2 separate regions of the Homo sapiens genome follow, and region 1 is linked to region 2. A link is an interaction called in ENCODE POLR2A ChIA-PET data of the cell type or tissue named here. Cell type or tissue: A673. All regions are shown on one strand. Links, peaks and the distances in the headings refer to the core of each region. The heading gives the core; the rest is flanking DNA.

Region 1 (2,918 bases), core at 234-2,733, 200 kb after region 2:
CAGTGGCGTCCCTTGCCACCCCACCTTCTAAATACACACCTTATCGTCAATACACACCTTATCACAGTTCTCTTCCTGGTAACTCTAGCTGCCCACACCTCTGGACTTTGAGGACTCCTCTGCCGGTGGCTGAGTTTCCTCTTGGTATCATCAGACTCTGTCATTTTGTCCACCCTCTGTCACTTATGTGTGTTAAAAGGAGCAAGGCCACTTTGTCCACCCTCTGACACTTACGTGTCCCACATTAAACTGAAATTATGTATTTAGGTACTTCCACTTTTATTAGGCTATGAACTATGAGAGTAGGGACCTTGTCTTATTTATGTTTCTTTCCCCCATGTTTAGACACTTAGTAGAGTGAACAGACTGTGCACCATTGGAGTATTGCGGTGGTTTAGAGATGCTGGGTTTCAGAACTGAATTTTCTGGAAAAAATAATAATAATAATAATAATATGGACCATTTTGGATATATCAACTTCTTAGTCTTTACTTGGCAAAAGGAACAAACTACCAGCTCTCATTACCATCTTTTCCTTAATATTTTCAAAATGTGTGAAGGCAGTTATTTCAGAAAAAGGGACAGGCCTTCCCAGGATTGAGTAGGCGGTCTTATTTTGTGGGTGGGTGTGCAAGGTGCAGTATATTTTTGCAGAGAGGCACGCATATGCAGAGGCTCTGTGGCAGGATGGGTCCGTCTTGGGGTTGGAGGGTGCAGTGACAAGTGGGTAGAGTCTTGTAAGCTGGAAAAGGGGTTGTTTGGTTCTATTTTAAGTTTTCTTTTTTTTTTTTTTTTTTGAGACAGAGTCTCACTCTGTCACCCAGGCTGGAGTGCGGTGGCACAATCCCAGCTCACTGTAACTTCCACCTCCCAGGTTCAAACTATTCTCCTGCCTCAGCCTCCCGAGTAGCTGGGATCACAGGCATGTGCCACCACACCTGGCTAATTTTTGTATTTTTAGTAGTGACGGGGTTTCGCCATGTTGGCCATGCTGGTCACGAACTCCTGATGTCAGGTGATCCACCCGCCTCGGCCTCCCGAAGTGCTGGGGTTACAGGCGTGAGCCACTGCACCTGGCCTTATTTTAAGCTTTATGGAAACAATTTTAAACATGGCAGTTGTATGCATTGTTTTAAAAGGATTCTTGGAGCACTGTGTGTAAAGGCACTGGAAAGGGGCAAGTGTGGGAGAATCATTGGGAAGCTCCTGCAAACATGCAGGCAACAGGCAGCCCACACTGCGGTGTGGCGATGGAGAGCAATTGAGTCAACAGGTGTTTAGGAAGAAGAGGCAAACAGGACTGGGGTTGAGCATGGCAGGAGAAGAGAAGGAAGAGTCTAGAATAATCCAACAGGTAAAGGGGCTACTTTCTGAGAAGGAAAAGATGGGAGAAGGAGCATGTTGAGCAGATGGAATTGAGAGTTTACTGTTGTTTTTTTTTGTGTGTGTGTTTTGTTTTTTGGTGGGGACAGAGTCTCACTATGTCACCCAGGCTGGAGTGCAATGGTGCGATCTGAGCCCACTGCAACCTCCGCCTCCTGGATTCCAGTGATTCTCCCGCCTCAGCCTCCTGAATAGCTGGGATTACAGCCACCATGCCCAGCTAATTTTTCTATTTTTAGTAGAGATGGAGTTTCACCATGTTGGCCAGGCTGGTCTCGAACTCCTGACCTCGTGATCCACCCACCTCGGCCTCCCAAAGCGCTGGGATTATAGGCATGGGCCACTGCACCTGGCCTAGTTTTATTTTTTTTAACAGCTTTATTGCACTATAATTTGCAGCTCATAAAATTCATTCAAGTGTATAATTCAGTGTTGTTGTTGTTGTTTTTGAGACAGGGTCTTGCCATGTTGTTTGTGACCCAGGCTGGTCACAACCTCCGGGGCAGAAGCAATCCTCCTACCTCAACCTCTGGAGTAGCTGGGATCACAGGCATGAGCCACTGTGCCCAGATAATTTCAGTGATTTTTCATACATTTACAGAGTTGTGCAAGCATCGCCATCATCCCATTTTAGCACGTTTGCCTTACCTGAGAAAGATCGCCGTGCCCAGTGGCCATTACTCCCTGTTTTCACTGCACCCCAGGCAGCCACTAACCTACTTGCCTTCTCTCTAGATTTGCCTGTGGAGGGCATTTCATATCAATGGAATCATACAATGTCTGGTCTTGTGTGTCTGGCGTCTTCCACTAAGCGTGTGTTTTCAGGGTTCATCCAAGTTGCGGCGTATCAGTATTTGGTTCCTTTCCATTGCCTCAGCGTTCCTTTGTGGATAGACCATATTTTGTGGATGGATGCTTGTCTTAGTTAATTCAGGCTGCTCCAATAAAATAGTGTAAACTAGGTATTTCTGTTATAAGTGACAGTAGTGTATTCCTATAGTTCTGGAGGCTGAGAAGTTCAAGATCAAGGTGCTGGCAGATTCGGTGTCTGGTGGGGCCTGCTTGCTGTATCCTCACAGTGGAAAGAACAGCCAGGCTCCCTTGGGTCTCTTTAATTTAGTTTATTTGTTTGAGACAGGGTCTCATTCTGTTGCCCAGACTGGAGTGCAGTGGCATGATCATGGCTCACTGCAGCCTCAACCTCCCAAACTCAAGTGATCCTCCCAACTCAGACTCCTGAGTACCTGGGACTATAGGCATGTGCCACTACACCCTGCTAATTTTTGTATTGTTTGTAGAGATGGGGTTTCACCATGTTGCTCAGGTTAGTCTCAAACTCCTGGACTCAAGTGATCCACCTGCTTTGGCCTCCCAGGATTTCAGATGTGAGCCACTCCGTTCAGCTGGTGTCCCTTTTAAAAGAGCACTAATCCCATGACATAATCACCTCCCAAAGTCTTCACTTTCTTTTTTTTTTGAGATGGAGTCTTGTTCTGTTACCCAGGCTGGGGTACAGTGGCGCAGTCTCACCTCAC
Region 2 (2,918 bases), core at 119-2,618:
ACAGGTGTCTTCTAGGACAGTGTTTCCCAACCTTGACACTATTGGCATTTGGAGCCAGATAATTCTTTGTTTGGGTAGGGGGCTATCCTTTGTGTTGTAGGGTGTACAGAAGCATCCCTGAACTCTACCCAGTAGATGCCAGTTGCTCACGTCAACCAATTATAACAACCAAAATATCTGCAGATGTTCCCAAATATCCCCTGGGGGTTAAAATCATCCCAGGTTGATGCCCTGTATTAGGGCATCTATGATACTTGCTACTCCCAGGTCAGTAAGTCCAATTAGCATGATGTCACTAATAGGTGAGACAGAGCAATGTTCTGCAGAATGTCAGCATGATCAAGATCCCTGCAGACATGCAGATAGTGAATGTATACTGCTATCCTTGCCACGGAAAGGCCAACCACTGCAGAGTCCCCCTATTGATGGAGGTTGACAAGAAATCATTTGCCAGATCAGTAGTCACATATGAAGTTTGAGAAGGCGTGTTGCTCTTCATCAGTAAATATAGCAAACCCAGCACAACAGCTTCAAGGGGCTATCACCTAATAGCATCTGCCATCATTTATCTGGTTTTTACACGGACACAGTGGGTAAACTGAATGGAGATATTATGGGGACCACCACCTCCTTGCAGCTTTGATGTTCTTGATGATAGCAATCATATCTGTACTTCCTCCTGGAATGCCTTGTTATTCCTGATTGCCATCTTGAATAATGGGGAAAGAACAGTTTCCGATACTTTACTTGGCCCTTCCCACCATAGTTCCTTACTCCATAAGTGGGAGTTCTGCCAACCACTAAATATATCTACCCCAATTGTATATTTGGGGACCTGATAAATAACCACAGGGTAGTTTTTGGACCCAGTGGACCAAATGGACCCATTGTGAAACAGACTTGGGGTAAAACTCTATTTATCACCAGACTTCCTAAAACTGCCAATCTAACGGGACAGGGCAGGTGGGGAGGGACAACATAAGGCATTTAATATTCCTTGGTATCATTTAAGATCCCTTGGTATTGAAGCAGCTATGTTGTCTGGGGTAAATACCTAGGGTTTGTCATCTCACACCAGGAAAATTTAGGACACAGACACACATGAGGCATTTAGGAGCAGAAGTTTAATAGGCAAAAGAAAAAGAAAGGAAAACAGCTCTCTTTCTCTAGTGAGAGGGAGGGAACTTCCGAGAGGAAAAGGCCCGCTGGCGGCAGATGCGCCAGATTTTATAGTCAGGCTTGAGGAGGCGGTGTCTGATTTACATAGGGCCCACAGATTGGTTCAAGGTGGTGCCTGATTTACATAGGACTCACAGATTGGTTCAAGGTGGTGTCTGATTTACGTAGGGCTCACAGATTGGTTCAATCAGGTATGATGTTTACATACCACTGGGGAAGGCTGGCCACCCACCCTAATCTTACTTAGCAAATGAAATTTCCCCTTGGCTGGGTCATGTTGTCTGTTCCTTACTGTACACGTGGCTATCAAAGAAAAGGGAAGATGGAGTTGCTATCTTGAACATGATTGGCACAGCTGCCAGCATCTATGTTGGCAGCTTGATTTTACAGGCTGCTCTTTGTTAGAAAATGATTTGGGGCTGCTTTTCATTAAAGGAAAAACCTTACCGAGGATTTCCGTACCCTCACTACCTGCCTAAGTAATTTCTTCTTAACTCCTTATCAGTATCAGCTCAAACCTTGTATATTACTAATCCTCAAAAAGTCTGAATTGTCCCTATTCTCTGGCACTAGTTACTTGGGGAAATGGGTGCAAATTCCTTAAAGGGGAAGATTAGAAGAACACATTTTCAGGTATACTGTGGAAAATAGAAGGGTCCTTCTTCAAGGAAGCCTAAGTCTTCCCCTCAATCCACACATCAGTCATTGCAATAAAAAATTGTAGACTCTCACTCAGTTTTCAAATGTATTTGGTTGGTGCAAAAATAATTGCAATTTTGCCATTAAAAGTCATGGCCAAAACCACAATTACTTTTGCATCAACCTAATAAGCCAGTTTGAAAACTTTACTTCAAGCCGGTTTTCAAACTGGCTTACATTTGAAAACTGAGTGAGAGTCCACAATTTTTTATTGCAAGGACTGATGTCAACCTTCTATTCTCCAGCTTTCTTTTTATTATTATTATACAATCTTAATAACATCCTAGTTAGCTGTCCTTCTGTCTCATGCCTAGGAACACCAGGATCTCTTAACCATTGCTACAAATCTCTGAAGGTTGAGGCACCCTAAGTACTATTCTTCAGTGTTTCCAATTATAATCATTATGGCCACCTTGCCTCTGGTGGTTACGAGTTGCCTTCTAGTTTTATAATTCTGGAATCTCACTATCCCCATTGATATAAAGAAGTTCAGTTGCAGCCGGGTGCAGTGGCTCACTCCTGTAATCTCAGCACTTTGGGAGGCCGAGGCAGGAGGATTGCTTGAGGTCAGGAGTTCAAGACCAGCCTGGCCAACATGGTGAAACCCCATCTCTACTAAAAATACAAAAATTAGCCGGGCATGGTGGTGGGTGCCTATAATCTCAGCCAAGGCAGGAGAATTGCTTGAACCCAGGAGATGGATGTTACAGTGAGCCCAGATTGCACCAATGCACTCCAGCCTGGGCAACAGAGTGAGACTCCTATTAAAAAAAAAAAAAAAAGAAGAAGAAGAAGTTCAGTTCGATGGAAGTGTCTACACCCATAACCCCTGCCTACAGAAGACAGACACTAAGATTCTCAAAGATATTAGTGAGCCCTTCACTTGTGTACTCCTGCTGCATTCATAGCAAAAGTGTCTCCCAGTCTTTTTCAGGAAACACGGTGATGTGGCAGGTTCTCAGGATTTACATAGTAAATTCATTCTAACATTCCCAACTCCTTGAGCCTTAACCCCTTTCTCGACATAATGCCAAATATGC

Evidence for each region. Peaks named below come from ENCODE experiments on the same cell type or tissue, not always from the same donor. Only the 100,000 strongest peaks of a DNase experiment are listed, where the experiment ranks them.
Region 1: POLR2A ChIA-PET joins it to region 2 with 5 read pairs; 2 of 35 experiments call an interaction of 5 or more read pairs at or near these places.

The regions. Positions count from the first base shown.
Region 1 is chr21:36,159,699-36,162,616 of GRCh38, forward strand. All of the region lies in intron 1 of DOP1B (DOP1 leucine zipper like protein B), which reads left to right. Among named protein-coding and RNA genes, the nearest start is that of DOP1B, 4.3 kb to the left of the region's middle. In A673, for the core only: no CTCF peak of the experiment used is centred there; no DNase peak of the experiment used is centred there.
Region 2 is chr21:35,962,738-35,965,655 of GRCh38, forward strand. The region is part of intron 5 of LOC101928269 (a long non-coding RNA gene); the gene reads right to left. Among named protein-coding and RNA genes, the nearest start is that of LINC01436, 41 kb to the right of the region's middle. In A673, for the core only: no CTCF peak of the experiment used is centred there; a DNase peak (open chromatin) is centred at 1,314.